2 separate regions of the Homo sapiens genome follow, and region 1 is linked to region 2. A link is an interaction called in ENCODE POLR2A ChIA-PET data of the cell type or tissue named here. Cell type or tissue: Panc1. All regions are shown on one strand.

Evidence for each region. ChIA-PET counts read pairs that join two places held together with the same protein. Peaks named below come from ENCODE experiments on the same cell type or tissue, not always from the same donor. Only the 100,000 strongest peaks of a DNase experiment are listed, where the experiment ranks them.
Region 1: POLR2A ChIA-PET joins it to region 2 with 12 read pairs; 5 of 35 experiments call an interaction of 5 or more read pairs at or near these places.

Annotation. Positions count from the first base shown.
Region 1 is chr2:11,371,351-11,379,350 of GRCh38, reverse strand. It overlaps PPIAP60 (peptidylprolyl isomerase A pseudogene 60), which reads right to left. Exons shown (of 4, transcript XM_047446546.1): 4 at 7,556-7,651. The coding sequence ends at 7,556. Among named protein-coding and RNA genes, the nearest start is that of LINC00570, 19 kb to the left of the region's middle. RefSeq lists enhancers at 941-1,150, 3,048-3,606. In Panc1, no CTCF peak of the experiment used is centred here; DNase peaks (open chromatin) are centred at 4,530 and 4,880; H3K4me3 peaks cover 626 bases; H3K27ac peaks cover 1,948 bases.
Region 2 is chr2:11,183,281-11,191,280 of GRCh38, reverse strand. ROCK2 (Rho associated coiled-coil containing protein kinase 2) reads left to right here. Exons shown (of 33, transcript NM_004850.5): 33 at 7,841-8,000. The coding sequence ends at 7,844. Among named protein-coding and RNA genes, the nearest start is that of SLC66A3, 32 kb to the right of the region's middle. In Panc1, no CTCF peak of the experiment used is centred here; a DNase peak (open chromatin) is centred at 3,960.

The sequences.
Region 1 (8,000 bases), 190 kb before region 2:
CCTAAAGCTCCTTTAATTCCTGCTGGTAATACATGGTTACCGTATGCCAGAGCTGAACAAAACAAGGCATGGTGGGGGGCTCCCAACAGCCCAGGGTGTGGCCCAGCCTCAGTAAGAGAAGCAACCTTTCTGGAAGCTTCCAGTCAATGCCAGGCTTCTCTCTCTCCTGCCCATGGCATTTCGAACTCCCACTGTACAACAGATCAATTAGGGTCCCTTGCATCCTGTAGAGATCTCTGTACTGAGGGCCAGAGCCATGTCTGACTTGTCCTTGTCCCCATGGCCTCCTGCAGGCTCTGGGGCACAGCAGATGCCCAGTCAATGTTTACTGAACAAAGGAGGTGGTGAGGGACTCAGTGAGCCTGGCTTAGGCTGTACGCACAGGGCAGGGAGTGAGGTGGGTCCCCTGCCTCCCTTCCCAGAGCTCAGCCACTAGGCAGTGACAGGAGGCATCTATGGGTGAAAGGGAGCAGGCAAGAACCTCACCGCTGCCTGCCTGAATTCTTGTTTATTAAGGGTCTGATCTGGGCCCAGCACCTTTCATATAGTATCTCATTTAGTCTTCTCCTTGGCCCAAATGTGGTGAGAAAACGAGGCTCAGAGAGGCAAAATAGCTTGCCCGGGGTTGTATACGGTTAAGAAGCTCTGCAGGGGCTCATTCTGACTCGAATGGGCCCTCGTTCTGCTTTTAAGGAGAAGGAGCCAGCCTGAACCAGGTAGCCCCTGCTGAGTCCCCACAGGCCCACCGAGACCCTCCCTCATCAGAGGACTGAGAGGAAAGTTCCCAGGAAGTCCAGTGGCTATTTTAGGGGAAGGGACGGGCCATTTATCACAGCAGACAACATTCCCACTTGCTGCTACAACAAACATGGCTATTTCAGAGACTTCAGGCTGGAAAAAGCCCAGGGAGGAAGGGCAGCTTAGCCCGGTTTCGTTTTTGTGAATAAGAGAATGACAGCCATAGAAATAAGGCTGACAGTTCCGAGAGCGTTGGAAAGGGAAACATTTGTGCTTCATCACTCAACCCAGAAACTCTGGCAGAGTTCTAATCTCTGATGGACTCTGTCTGCTTAAAGGCAAAAAAATAATAACCATGAGTGGAGTGGGGAGCATTTCATCGCGTGACACATCAAACACCACCCTTCGCCCCGAGATGACGTCCGAGCCTGCAGAAGCCCTCTCTGTGTGGCTCCAAACACTGAGCATGATTAAATGGGTCATAAATGTTTGCAACCTGGCTGCAAAGGAGGGGAACAAACCGTTCTCCAGGGAGGTTGGAGGCCAGGCCCCTCCTAATCAGAAGGTGATTTTGGCTTTCAACAGGCCAAGGTTTCATACCTTACCACATTTTCTCACTTCCTTAAATGTTCTTTCTCTAATAATTCTGTTTTGTTGTTTGTTTGTTTTGAGACAGTCTCCTGTCTTGGCCCCCCGAGTAGCTGGGATTACAGGTGTGTGCCACCATGCCTAGCTAATTTTTGTATGTTTAGTAGAGACAGGGTTTCACCATGTTGGCCAGGCTGTTCTCGAACTCCTGACCTCAAGTGATCTGCCCACCTCAGCCTCCCAAAGTGCTGGAATTACAGGCATGAGCCACTGCGCCCGGCCTTTCTCTAATAATTCTAAATGTGGGCCACAATCAGGCATTCAACAAATGTTACTGAGCATTGGCCGGGGCAACATGGGGGCAGTCAACCCAGGAGGTCCAAGGAAGTTCCTGGACCTGGGGAAGCTAAATGGATAGGAATTCCCCAAGATGACCTGCCAGACAGTGGGGTCTTGGGTCTTGATGACTAGACCTTCATTAAAAAAATGTTTTTTAAAAACATTTTTTCTTAGAGACAAATTTTTTAAAAACATTTTTTCTTTCTCATTCTGTCGCCCAGGCGGGAGTGCAGTGGTGTGATTACAGCTCACTGCAACCTTAAACTGCTGGACTCAAGCCACTCTCCTGCCTCAGCCTCCCTCGTAGCTGGGACTACAGGCACTCACCACTGCACCTGACTATTTTTTAAAAGTTTTTGTAGAGACGGGGTATCATTATGTTGCCCCGGCTGGTCTTGAAGTCCTGGCCTCAAGTGATCCTCCCGCCTGCGCCTCCCAAAGTGCTGGGATTACAGGCATGAGCCACGTGCCCAGTCCCGAGACCTTCATTTTTCTAAAAAAATTTTTTAAATATTCTTTTAAAGTAAATGTCCTGTGGCATCCGGCCAGCTACAGTTGCACTGAAAAGAAACACAAGATGTACCTGCCTCTCCCCAGAGGCTCTGGTTGCACGGAGGTTCAGGGGAAGGCAGACAGGGAGGAGGGGCTGCTGTTGACCTGCGTTCCCTGCTCTGATCTCTCGCTTATTCCTTTGCAAATCTCTTCTGAGCCATTGCGCCATCTGAGCTTCATAACGGCCTTGTGAAGAGAAACCATGAGATACAGAACAAAAGCAAAGGCTTCCTGTAGAGAAGCCATAGGGCTTTGAGATAAAACTGAACCTATTTTTTACCAAGGTTTATTGTTTCTCTTTCTCAAGTACTGTACCATTGTTTTTTAATAACAGCTTTATTAAGCTATAGTTCACATACTATAAAATGTCCCCCTTTTAAGTTGTACAAGTCAATGGTTTTTAGTGCAGTCACAGAGTTGGATAACCATCACCATTGTCTAATTCTAAAATATTTTTATTACTCTAAAAAGAAATCCTGTACCTATTAGCAGTCACTCTCTACTCCCCGCTTCTCTGGGCCACTTTTTTGAAGGGAACAGCTGATGCCACCTCAGCTCAGGACCAGGGAGGGCCTTTTGTTTTATAAAGAAGTTAATGGGAGCCAAGGGTAGGAGAGGTCTTGGCCTGAGATCCCACTGGAGCTAGTGGCAGGGACAAGGAGAGCGTCCTAGTGAGGTCCACAGCTCAGCACTACAGGGCCTTGGGAGGCTGGTGGGTGAATCAGATCAGTGCCCCCCCAGGGGTACCAGGGAACTTGTTAAAACACAGATTTTGTTGGGGAATTCTGACGAGAGCCTCCAGGTCTGCCAAGCTCTCAGGGGATGCGAGGCGGCATCAGAGAGGCCTTGATGTGAAGTCGAATGACCTCTGGACTCAGAGTCACTCAGATTTGGAGTCAGACAGACCGGGATGTGGACTCAGCATCCCCCAGCATTTGTCACTTCAACGAAGCTCTTTCCATCACAAGAACAAAGTCTCACCCAAAGTAGTTTAAGCAAGAAAGGGAAAGTTACTGGAAGTGTAACTGGGGTGTTCTACTTCAGAGTTTGAAGCCAGGTCTCAGATGGCAATATTTACTTTATGAAGCCAGTGGATTCCCCTTCTAAGTCCAGAAAGCCCCATGTGACAGGCAGTATGGGTGGGGAGGCTGGAAGGAATGGGAGAGCCCAGTCTCACTGCCTTAACCTGGAAAATCCAACTGCCCAGAAGTACCTGGATGCTCACAGGAGCTGCTTTCTAAGTCATGAGGGAAGCACCATAGCTGGCTCCGGCCCTGGCTCTCACACACGATAGCCATCAGCGGCCCCACTGCCCTTCTCCAACGCTGGTTTTGGCTGGGACATACGGAGGGGCTGGCTTTGCCATGTCGGGGCTTGCCCCTGCCTCCCCGTCTAAGTGAGGCTACTCAGGATCTGCCCTCTAGGGACCTTCTGTCTTTGTGTCTCCAGATAGCAGCTGGTAGATTTTTCCAGTAAGTTTTTTTTTTAAAAAATCTTCCAATAGGCTATTGTGTTACATAAATTTAAACCCTAATAGAACATTCTGTTTCAAAAAGATAGAGCAGTAGAATCTCCGGGAACCAAAGGCTTCGAGAGTGACTGGAACAGGGAAGCTGGCAGAACCATCTGTCAGGACTTCTGGGGTCATTGTGTGACAGTTTCATTGACTGCTCTGCAGAGAAGCTTCCTTTGCTTCTGTTTGAGATGACAAGCTCAGCTGCCCAGGCCTGGCCTCACTGGGCTCCCCAGTCAAGGGCCCAACAGAGGCTAAGAAGGGAATCTGGAAGCAAAACTTTCGGAGAGAATATGTTATTGGCTTAGCCTGGGTCACCGGCCCATCGCTGGTCCAATTAACCAAGGCCAGGGTAACGAAGTCACACTGAGTGATCATGGCTGTGGGTGGGATTCGTTCACAAAGTAAAGGGCATAAGTTGGAGAGGCAGATACCCCAAAGCTTGTCTAGAATAGCCCGTTACCTTACACAGAACAAATGCATTGGAGCCATCACTGCGTTTTAAAATATGGATAGTAACAGCCACGCCTCTGAGTTTCCGTGGGCGCGCGTGAGTTGTTGCCTACACAGGGGCTGGTTACCGTTCTTCAGGAAGTGGCCATTTCCAGCCCGTAAGCTCCTCAGGGCCCTGAGAGCCGGGGTAGGGGAGGCAGAGGCTTTGCACGGGCCCTTCACACGCCCAGCTGGAAGGCAGCACCCAGCTCCAGTGCCGTGCGAAGTGGTGCCAAGTCCACACCACACCGTTGGAGAGACGCCAGGCCATTCACAGGTTGTCTCTGAGACACTAACAGTCATAAATACTCAGCTTTGAGATGAGCTTGCCTTGGCCCAGCCCACTATAAATAGGCCTCTTTATTTCCCTGCCTTCACGCTAGGGAGAAAGAACAGCAGAACTGGGGAAGAAGGACATTCCAGAAATGCCACAGAGACCTCAAGAGAGCGCTGCACTGTGTCTGCCTCACACGAGAGAAACGAGCTGCAGGAAGAGACCCAGGGCTCCACGGCCGCTGGATGAGGGGAGGGCCTGTCCTGGCTCTCACAGGGCCCCAGGGGCGAGGGCAGGGGCCAGGCCCTCTGCCCCAGGCCTGTGATCTTTCCACCATGTCAAGTCTACTCGAATTTAACGTGGTGGAATTTTGCTCAGTGTGTCATTCTGAGTGAGCTCCAAAGATGTCAGATTGCCCGCAGATTCGCGGGGGGAGCGGCTGTGTTCATTTTAAACAGACTCATTTTCAAACAAATCGTCTCCATCCAAGTATATCAAGAAGGAAGTCCTGCTTCTAATGGTAGACTTGTTTACTCAATGGGAAAAAATATGTATAACTTTTCAATCCCACAGCTGCTGAGGCATGCACTGGGGACACCAAGTTTCTTTCTCTTTCTTTCTTTCTTTCTTTCTTTCTTTCTTTCTTTCTTTCTTTCTTTCTTTCTTTCTTTCTTTCTTTCTTTTCTTTCTCTTTCTTTCTTTCTTTTCTTTCTTTCTCTTTCTTTCTTTCTTTCCTTCTTTCCTTCTTTCTTTCTTTCTCTCTCTCTCTCTCTCTCTCTCTCTCTTTCTTTCTTTCTTTCTTTCCTTCTTTCTTTCTTTCCTTCTTTCACGAGTCTCACTGTGTCACCCAGGCTGGAGTGCAGTGGTGTGATCTCATCTCACTGCAACCTCCGCCTCCTGGGTTCAAGCAATTCTCATGCCTCAACCTCCTGAGTAGCTTTGATTACAGGCGCGTGCCACCATGTCTGGCTAATTTTTGTATTCTTAGTAGAGATGGGGTTTCCCCATGTTGGCCAGGCTGGTCTGGAACTCCTGACCTCAGGTGATCCACCTGCCTCGGCCTCCCAAAGTGCTGGGATTACAGGCATAAGCCACTGTACCTGGCCATCACCAAGTTTCAAAAGAGAAAAGAGAGGGCCCTCCTGCTGGGGCTTCACCCTCAGTTCCTCCCAATTGACTGGCATCTTGACATGATCTCTTTTGGTTTGAGAAAGTAAAGGTGAAACCTTTGCAGGCACATTTTTTTTCCAATCTGGATGAGTTAAAAACATGTACACAAACACACACACAAACACACAAACACACACCCCAGCCCCTCCACTTAGGAATTCCTAGTGAGTTGTATTTTTTCCGCTTGTTTCCCCTTAATAATCTTCATGTTGATTTGTGCCTGCTGACACCATTTGTGTGCAAGGTTTAGGTCGGGAACAGCTCTTCCCAGTACCACTGTTTCGTTTCTTTCCAATCACAGACAGTAGGGTCAGAGGTTAGGGCTGGAGGTAGAAAAAGGAGGCCACAGTTTATGTGTGCCTGTGTCACCTATTTTGGGCATGGGACTTCTGAGTCACCACCTAAATTAAACACAGGTGTTCTTAGCAGCCCAGCCTGCCCAGCGATGTTGCTAGGAGCCTTCGAGGGGGAGACTGTCCTCTCAAGAGCATTGAAACTGGCAGAAAAGCACTTTTAAGATAAGGCCCCCAAAGTGACATCTTGGTAAGGAATGAATTTTGGTCATTCCTTGGCAAGGTCTGGTTTCAAATCTTGGTCTCAGAACCTTCTATTCTCTGATATAGACGGCAGCTCACTTATCTCAATTTTGTAACCTGTAAGATGGTTCTCTAATTCATAAATCGCAAGGTTGTTATATAAATGGAAGACAGTGACCGTTAAATGCCCACACACAGTAGGTGCTTAGCAGATGGTATGTGCCATTATTGGCATCCATTCTGGAATTAAGCTTTGTGTTCATTGTGTTTTCCACCCTCAGACCCTCAACCTAAGCTCTTGGATGGCAAGGGCTGATCTACTCACGTTTGAAATTCTCAAAGAACAGGAAGGTGTGTAGCTAGCTGTCAGCAAATCCTTGTGGGTGAACCCACCAGCACTTGGGCCTCCCTCTGCCACCCAAACCCTATCTTGACACACACACCTTAGAGGACTGTGCTTCCAGATGTCCCCTCACACACGTCAATGGTGATGGTCGGTAGAGTAAGAGATAGACACTTGGCAAGAAGCAGAAACCTAGAAAAGCACAGCATATTTTGGTTTAAGTGGCAAAGGCATCAATGAAGAGGACAGCCTGGGGACGGTCGAATTCTCAGAAAGCTGTCAAAGGTGAGAACTGCAGAGTCTCCAAGGCAAGGTCATTGGGAGGGCAGGGGCTGCAGAGGTCTGGGTGCAAGTGTGTCTGTGGGCATGGAAGGGTAAGACCATTCCCATTTATTGATGAAATACCACTGAGGGTCTTCTATGTGCCAGGTGCAGGGCTGGGTGCTGCAGATGCAATGGAGAATGAGACACAGCCAATGGAAACAGAGACAAAGAAGAGGTCATGGCAAGAGTCTGTGTGGCACCAGGAGCGGGTACACAATGCTCAGAGAGCACACAGGAGGTTGGGGAGAGGTGCTGGGCAGTGACAGCCCTCCTGGGACCTGAGGATTGAGAAAAGGAGTCAGCCTGGCCACAGGAGGAAGAACATTCTGAACAAAGAGGATTGCACTTTAAAAGGCTGAGCGTACTTGGTTTGCATGTGGAAGTCGAAGCTTACAGAAGCCTGTGGTTCTAGGGGCTGGCACTGGGGCAGACCTGTTGGATCCAGCAGTGGGTGCCCTGAGGGGAGTCTCTTGGGTGGCAGGCTGGGCATTCCAGGAAGCGTCCTTCCTTGGGGGTGATAGCACTCAGCGTCAGCAGGGATGGAGGGGGTGAGAAGTGCCCTGAGGACGAGAGCAGGGAGGCCTAAGACAGAGAAGCAGCTTTACCTGTGGCAGGCTCGGTGGCACCTGGTTCTGCCTCTTGTCCTGGAACTTGGAGCTGATGAAGGAGGAAGTTGAGCCTTTCGTTCAGCTGTCCCTTTGGCAGACTGTGGCCTGGGCAGTGGCCGACAGCAGATCAGATTCCGTTTCAAAGGTTACCTGCTTTGCCACAGGCCTGGCACTCTGTCCAGACCAGAGAACGCTCGGATTCAGGGTCAGTTTCCAGCCATGGCTGGAAATACCCTCACTCCTCCACGACGTTTCTCTGCCATTGTAGGCCTTAAAATGCCACCATCGAAGAGGCTGGTGCCTCCATGGGGCTCAGCACAGTGCCTGGCAGAGGACAACAGCCAGTAAGGGTTTGCAGTTGGAAGTCAGAGAGGGTTATGAGCAGGCGCCTCCCTGCCCCAAGTCCTCTCCTGCGTCCTGTCACCGGTGTCACTGGTGTCTCAGTCATTCAACAAGGTATGTCATGGTGTAAGGAGAGGCAGATGCCCAGGTCTGCATCTCTGACAACCTGCGTGACTCTTAG
Region 2 (8,000 bases):
TGATTCACAATAGCCATTTCTTGGCTTACTAACTACTTCAGCATTTATAAACATTGCTATCCATTGAACATGAAATGAACACAAGAATTTGGTTAGCTAAAGGAAAAAGCATATCCTTTGATCAGGTATCTGATTTCAGGTATCCTTTTGGTTCCCTAACACAGGACCTTCAGTATATGAATATTGATAGCATTGGCTGTATTGTCAGAAATTCTAATCACAAACATCTTAGATGAAACTTTCTGAAACTAATCTCTCAAGGAAATAATTTAGAATGACAAAGGCAGAATTGGTGTTTCAGCAGTGAAAATGTTGAATATTTTGTGTGAGGTATGATAAAACTAAACAAAATTAATGATTATTGACTAAAGCTAAAGAAACTCAGAATTCAGAGACACTGAAGGCCATTTCAAGTGCCTTCTGTAAAACATCTGAAAATTAAATTTCTATTATTAATATTGTAGAACTATTAATGCTTAAATGGTATTTTAATACCTTATAGTGTGTAGTGATTTCAGTTTCCAAAGTACTTCTCTGTGTATTCTTTTCTCTCATTTAACTTCTTATATATTATCTCATTTGCTCTTTAAAATAGTCCTATGGAATAGAATAGGTATTGTTATATTTGTTTTTGATTAAGACTCCAGAAGGGGTTTGTCTAGATCTAGAACTATAATAACTCCAAATATCCTTTTGATACATTTTTTTCTTTTGTGCTATTTGACACATTAATGATTTCACTACATACGATAACATATATGGAATTAGTTTATGAGGCACGCTCCCAGTTATGTAACAGGCTGTTTTTATGTACACTGACTTACAAATACCTTCCTTTCCCAGTCCAAATCAGCATTATGGTCTATTTGAGAGTACATTTACTTTTGATTTTTGTTACTTTTTTTTTTTTTTTTAAAAAACTTCTGGCCTTGCCCTGTGAATCATTCTTCATTGATTTTTTTAAAAAACACATTTTGTCATAGCAACGGTAAGTAGTAAGGATTTCTTTCCCTCATATCTGCATGTAAATAAAACTAATATCAAAATTGACTGTAAAATGTGTAGTGTATATTTTGTGAAAAAATTCATTTAATACATTCTTTGAAATTCTAAACATAAAGGTGGTCACATTTATAATATAATTTGGATTTTGTTGTACATCTGCAACATTATTTCCATTGTTTTTGGCATTTGAGTCTCCATTGTTTCATGTACTCCTAGCATTGTGTCTGTATCTCTTACATGAATCAATCAACCTGCATTTTATTATTATTATTATTATTATTGAGACAGGGTCTCACTCTGTTGCCCAGGCTGGAGTGCAATGGCACGATCATGACTCACTGCAGCCTTGACCTCCCAGGCCCAACTGATTATTCTCCCACCTCAGCCTCCCAGAGTAGGTGGGACCACATACATGCACCATGACACCTGGCTAATTTTTTTTTGTTTTTATTTTCTGTAGAGATGGGGGTCTCCCTATGTTGCCCAGGCTGGTCTCAAATGCCTGGCCTTAAGCAATCCTCCCACCTCGGCCTCCCAAAGTGCTAGGATTACAGGCATGAGCCACCACGCCTGGCCAGTATTCCATTTTGAATGTCACATTTTAAGAGTCACTTATACAAATTGAATGGTATATAGATGAGAATAACAGAGGTTGCAGTATGTCATTTGAAAGTATTATGTAGCAAGCGAAGGAACTGAGGATATTTTGTTCTCTAAAGACATTATTTGAAAGTGTGAGAGATCATAAATAGCACTAAACAGTTAAAGACCTTTTCCTTGGAAGATGTATTAGAAGAAGAACCAATCAGAGAGGCAAATTGTAAATCTCATTGAGTAGCATGGTTCCAGGGAGGAATCAAGCCTCAGGCTGGATGGTTTTTAACATTCTACTGGACTAAAGCCCATTCAGTATACAAATGGGTGGAAATGGTAAAGGGTCATCCAAGAAAACAGAGGCACAGAATTGCTGGTGTGTCTCAGCAGTGATCTAACATCTAGCTGTTCATTTGAGTTTGTTTAATATTAGTCTTAGCATTAGTCAATCTAGCTTTAGTTGAACTAATTTGACATGGTATCCTTCTTAAAACAAAGTTTGGCTTTGTTAGATACATCAAATATAAAGTGAACCCATAAATGTTCACTTAACCATTTTTGGTAACTTTTCCTCTGTGTCTTTCTTTGTGGTCATCTGCCATTACATCATTACATCTTTTTCTCTTCTTTTTTCTTTTTTTTTGTGACATGACGTCTCACTCTGTCACCCAGGCTGGAGTGTAGTGGCGTGATCTCGGTTCACCCTAACCCTCCACCTTCCAGGTTCAAGCAATTCTCCTGCCTCAGCCTTCTGGGTAGTTGGGATTACAGACATGCACCCTACAAAATTAGCACTTTGGGAGGCCGAGGCAGGTGGATCACGTGGTCAGGAGATCGAGACCATCCTGGCTAACACAGTGAAACCCCATCTCTACTAAAAAATACAAAAAATTAGCTGGGCGTGGTGGCAGGCACTTGTAGTCCCAGCTACTCGGGAGGCTGAGGCAGGAGAATGGCGTGAACCCGGGAGGCGGAGCTTGTAGTGAGCCGAGATCACGCCACTGCACTCCAGCCTGGGCGACAGTGAGACTCCGTCTCAAAAAATAAAAATAAAAAAATAAAAATAAAATAAGACTAGAAATTAATTGACAGTTCATAAAAATAATGTATAGAAATGCTATTCTACAGGAATGTTTTCTTGGTACTTTTGAATTAAAATTAAAATGCCATACTGGAAAAGTAGGAAATTTGTGAATAAAATGCTAATTTTTGATGAAGACAATTTGGGGAGTCCTAATTTGTTTCAATGCAAGATAAAAATATACCAGTCTGGGCTGGGCGCGGTGGCTCACACCTGTAATCCCAGCACTTTGGGAGGCCAAGGCAGGTGGATCACCTGAGGTCAGGAGTTCAAGACAAGCCTGGCCAAGATGGTGAAACCCCATCTCTACTAAAAATACAAAAATTAGCCAGGCGTGGTGTCAGGCGCCTGTAATCCCAGCTACTGGGGAGGCTGAGGCAGAGAATTGCTTGAACCCAGGAGGTGGAGGTTGCAGTAAGCCGAGATCGCACCACTGCACTCCAACCTAGGCAACAGAGCGAGACTCCGTCACACAAAAAAAAAAAAAAAAAAAAAAATTATATACCAGTTTGGCTAGAGGGTATTTCTCTTTAATTATTTTTCTTTTAAAGATTTTTTTTAACGCAGTATTTAATGCATGCAGAAAAGTATAAAGCAAAAATGTAACAAATGCTCACTTACCGAGTTTTAAGAAGTGTAAAACATGGCAGCACAGTTAAAACTTAAAGGAGGAAGTAGCTATTGTGTCATTATTATCTTATCTTTGCTCTTCCTCATTTCTAAATGTTAAAGAATTAACAGTCTACTTGGGAAAATAATGAAGTTATATACAATTTGAAGTGTCAAAAATAAATCCATAGGTGAATATATACCTGATCTTGAATTGGGGAAGAACTTCCAAATAATAAAAGCAAAGAAAACAAAGCCAAAGATCAACTACCCCAAAAGTAAAGCCTTGTAAATTTAAAAAACACCATGTATTTCCAAAATATATGAGAAAGATGAGTTAGTATCTTCACATACGAAAAGTTCTTATAAATCATTGAGAAAAAAGATTGCCTCATCCCCATACAAAATTAATGAGGCGCATGCAGGCATTATTATGGAAATAGCTGTTAAATGTAAAAAAAAGTGATCAGCCTGATTACAGTAGTCCCCCTTTATCTCAAGGGATATGTAGTCCAAGACCCCCAGTGGATGCCTGGAATCACGAATAGTACTGGACCGTACACATACAATTTTTTAAAATCTGATAATGAAGACCATTAGTAAGTGACTAACAAGCATGGATATGCTGGACAAAGGGATGACTCACATCCCAGGCAGGACAGAGTGGGATGGCACAAGATGTCATCACGCTGTTTACAACGTTGGGCAGTTTAAAACTTCTAAGTTGTTTTGAGCTTTTCTATTTAATGTTTTCAGACTGTGGTTCACCACTGGTAACTTGAAACCATGGAAAGTGAAGACAAGGATATGGGGGGACTACTGTATTAAGAAATTAGCATTAAATTAAAACTATAACATAAAACCATTTTTCACCTGCCAAACTGGCACGGGTTAAGAAACGAAATGGGTACTTTTGTGGACTGCTGGTAGAACTCCAAATTAAATGCACTCTTTCCAAAGCATCTTTGACAATAAGTTTCGCAGGCCTGAACTATATCCCTGTTAATGGTGGAGACAGTCAAGCAACAGGCAATTACAGTACTATGTAAAATGCTGTTTATAATATAGGGATGAACAGAGCGCTTGGGGAAACGAGGGAAGCATGGAGAATTCTGCCTGAGGACATTAAGAAAGATCTCAAACAATGGAGGATGGATAATTTTACAAGCAGACAAATAAGGGAAAATCAGTTCCAAGCAAAATGTCATGTGCAGAGGTACAAAGTCATCAGAATTACTTATGTATTTGTAATTTTGTGTTGGCTTGGCGTTGGGAGAAGGCAAGGGTAGGGAGTGGTAAAAGATGATGTGACACTAGAGAGAAAGTCTGAACCCAACTGAAAAGCTCCATGTACACTGTGCTCAGGAGTTTTGATTTATAAGTAGAAGTCTTTCAGTAAGGGATTGGTATTCAGGCTTAATGAGATCCTGAACTGAGTACTTGACAATGAAAACGAAGAAAATAAACCTGGATTTGGAAAGATTTCTTCAGTTGAAATAACTAGAATTAGATGACTGATTCGAAGGGATGAGGGAGAGGGTTGTAAGGGAAGTCTCGTCATACACTACAGTCGCATCTAGCGATTAGACTTAAATTTGAGATTGTGACACTGGCACACACTTCAAAGGTTTTGAAAGGGTATGCAATGCAGCTTTCTCCTAACCTATGCTAAAGCTGAGGCTTGGATGCCCTGGAAGGCCTGCTGATCACAATCTCCCAAGCAGTAGAGCTGAAACTATGGCTATAAGTTACATTATATATAAGTCTAGAGAAGTGAGTGTGTGCCAGGTTGCGATATGTGTTCAGTGAGTAATTATATCTGTTTGTGTGTTTTCTCAAATGTTGTGCTGTGTTTAGCACATTTTAAAAGAGTAATTTGAGTCGCTGTGTTTATTTTAAATTAGAGTAATCATCCATTAACCTATTCTGTCAGTGTTTCTCAAAGTTAACCAGCTGTATCAGAAATCGCCTCAGGTTTTTTATTTGAAAATGCAAATATTTGGGCCCTTTTCAGTCATATCTAAATCTCTTGGAATGAGGCCTTATAAAGAGCAGTAGGTAAATCATATACACTAAAGTTTCTTACTTTAGAAGTGTGTAAATAAGAACCACTGACAATAGTGATTACAGGTGAGACTTTGGGGACCAGATGAGTTCCTTGGCACAAGTTGATTCATGAACACCACAGTTTTAAAAATGAAAAAGTTACTGCTTTTTTTTATTATTTATTTATTTTTATTTTTATTTATTTATTAATTTTTTGAGACGAAGTCTCACTCTTGTTCCCCAGGCTGGAGTGCAATGGCACGATCTCGGCTCACTACAACTTCCGCCTCCTGGATTCAAGTGACTCTCCTGCCTCAGCCTCCTGAGTAGCTGTGATTACAGGCACCTGCCACCATGCCCAGCTAATTTTTGTATTTTTAGTAGAGACATGGTTTCACCATGTTGGCCAGGCTGGTCTTGAACTCCTCACCTCAGGTGATCTGCCCGCCTCAGCCTCCCAAAGTGCTGGGATTACAGACGTGAGCCACCGCATCTGGCCAGGTGGCTATTTTTAAAAACAAAGATGATAGCAATATTACAGTTTAGGTTATTGAATTAGAAAGAAAAGACCACATATATCCCAACTCTAAGTCCAATTTAGCCAAGATGACTTGCTAATGCTACTTATGTACCTGTGGCTTTTCCCTTGTCCCTAGTTTTTCATATGCAGGACAAAGCTCTTGGTGACACATTGAGCAGGCAGGGTCCTACTGGAATTCAGAAAGCTGCTTTCTTATTCTATTACTCCCTTTTTACCCCATGGTTTTTGGTGCTATGATGGAAAAACTGAGCTGACAATCTGACCACTTTGGTGAAGGGGAACATTGACAAATGTGCTTTCATAATTCTCAAATCAAACTGGGCATCAGGATGGTTATGTGTTTATCTGGGGTATGGGAGTGAGGAGGGAGAAGCAGATTGTTTCTTATTATCCCAAATATGATCGCTGTCTTCAAATATCTGGAAAGTGTACTTGGCCAACATGATTATATGCATTTATATATAAAGGGCAAGGCTTCCCTATGTGCGTCCGTCTTAATTTTAATCTTGTTGTTATCCATGAAGGGAAAATTAAAATGCTTACAAGCACATTCAAAGTATGATTTCTAAGTCATAACATTAAGTTACAGTTTCTAAAGAGTGTTAGAGTATAAATTTACAAACCTCCTATTGCAGATTGCTTGATTTGGCATTTAAAGACTGGGATTGGTCATTTGATGATGTTGATGGTGGTGGTGATGATGATGACGATGTTTTTGATTTCTGAAGAAATAAATGGGGTAAATCAAAAAATGAAAAATCAGTTATTTTAGTACTTCAACGTAGTGCATGTGGTTTGCCACTTGGGCTTTCATTATTTTTTATTTTTGAAACTTGTTTTTAATAGTATATAGTTAAAAGTAGTTTTCGAAAAGTTGCTAACTGAAATTTACATGTTAAGTGTAAAAGTGAAATGCTATGTTCAGATTCTTTATTGGCTATAAATTTTTAGTACAGTTAGAATTTATCTTAGGAATGAGATGTAGAAATCACAAAAGGAGTTAATTCTGATACGTTCTGTTCATTCCAAAGAAGCCATATTCAGAAGAGAAGTAAAATTTACAACGTTTTCAAGTTCCTACAGCTATATTAGTTTGTGAACATAGCATGAGATTCCTTTCTCCATCTCTCTCCTTTTATTTCCAACTTGCAAGAATTGAAAGCATAAAAACTTTATAAGTCTAATAAGTGCTGTGAAATAGCTATTTCTGATTTGGCATTTTTGTGTGTGGTGCTGTGAAATGTTTGCTTTGTGAGAATTTAATGTTACCCTTGCTGAAGAATGTCAGTGATACGCTGTGAGAATTGTGCTTTTAGAAAATGTAAAATAGTTTGGTTAATAGTGGCTAAAGGAGATTTGAATGAAAGTTGAGCCTCAAGTTAAACCTTTTACATAGAAGGATTTAAAAGAAATAATGTGTGTTTTAGTCTAAGTAAGCAAGTTGCAAAACATAAATCAGGTAGTACTGGTATCTATTTATAATCAGATTTCATAGAGTAGCTTGTATATATTTACTACAACAATGTAGTTGGTCCTATCTTATAGAAAAACAAAATGTGGCTTAGGGTTGAACAGCCAAGTAGAACCTGATCAATAGGCCCATTTCCCTTTCAGCTACATGAGGCAGCTGGCAGTTAAACCCCAAATCAAACTTTTATCTTCTAAGTTATTCTGTGGTATATTGTTTAACCCTAATAGCTTGTTAACCATATTAAAATGTGTGTGTAATGTGTGTAGCTAATATTCCAAAATCCCAAGTTGTTTTGGGAAAGAATATAATTGCATGTTGTACCTATAGGAAAAGTAATACAGTAAGTATGTTTATGCATGATTTTAGTGTTAAAAAATATAGTAGCTGGAAGACTATATAGTTTAATAATGTGAATGGAATGCTTTTTCTAGGAATTTAACACTCTTAAATTATTTCACTGTATCAACTAACTTTATTTTTCCTTTCTTTTCAGCTAACTGCCTTCTATGAAAGCAGTCATTATTCAAGGTGATCGTATTCTTCCAGTGAAAACAAGACTGAAATATGATGGCCCAAAATTTATTAAAAAGCTATATTTTCCTGAGAGACTGATACATACACTCATACATATATGTGTTCCCCTTTTCCCTGTA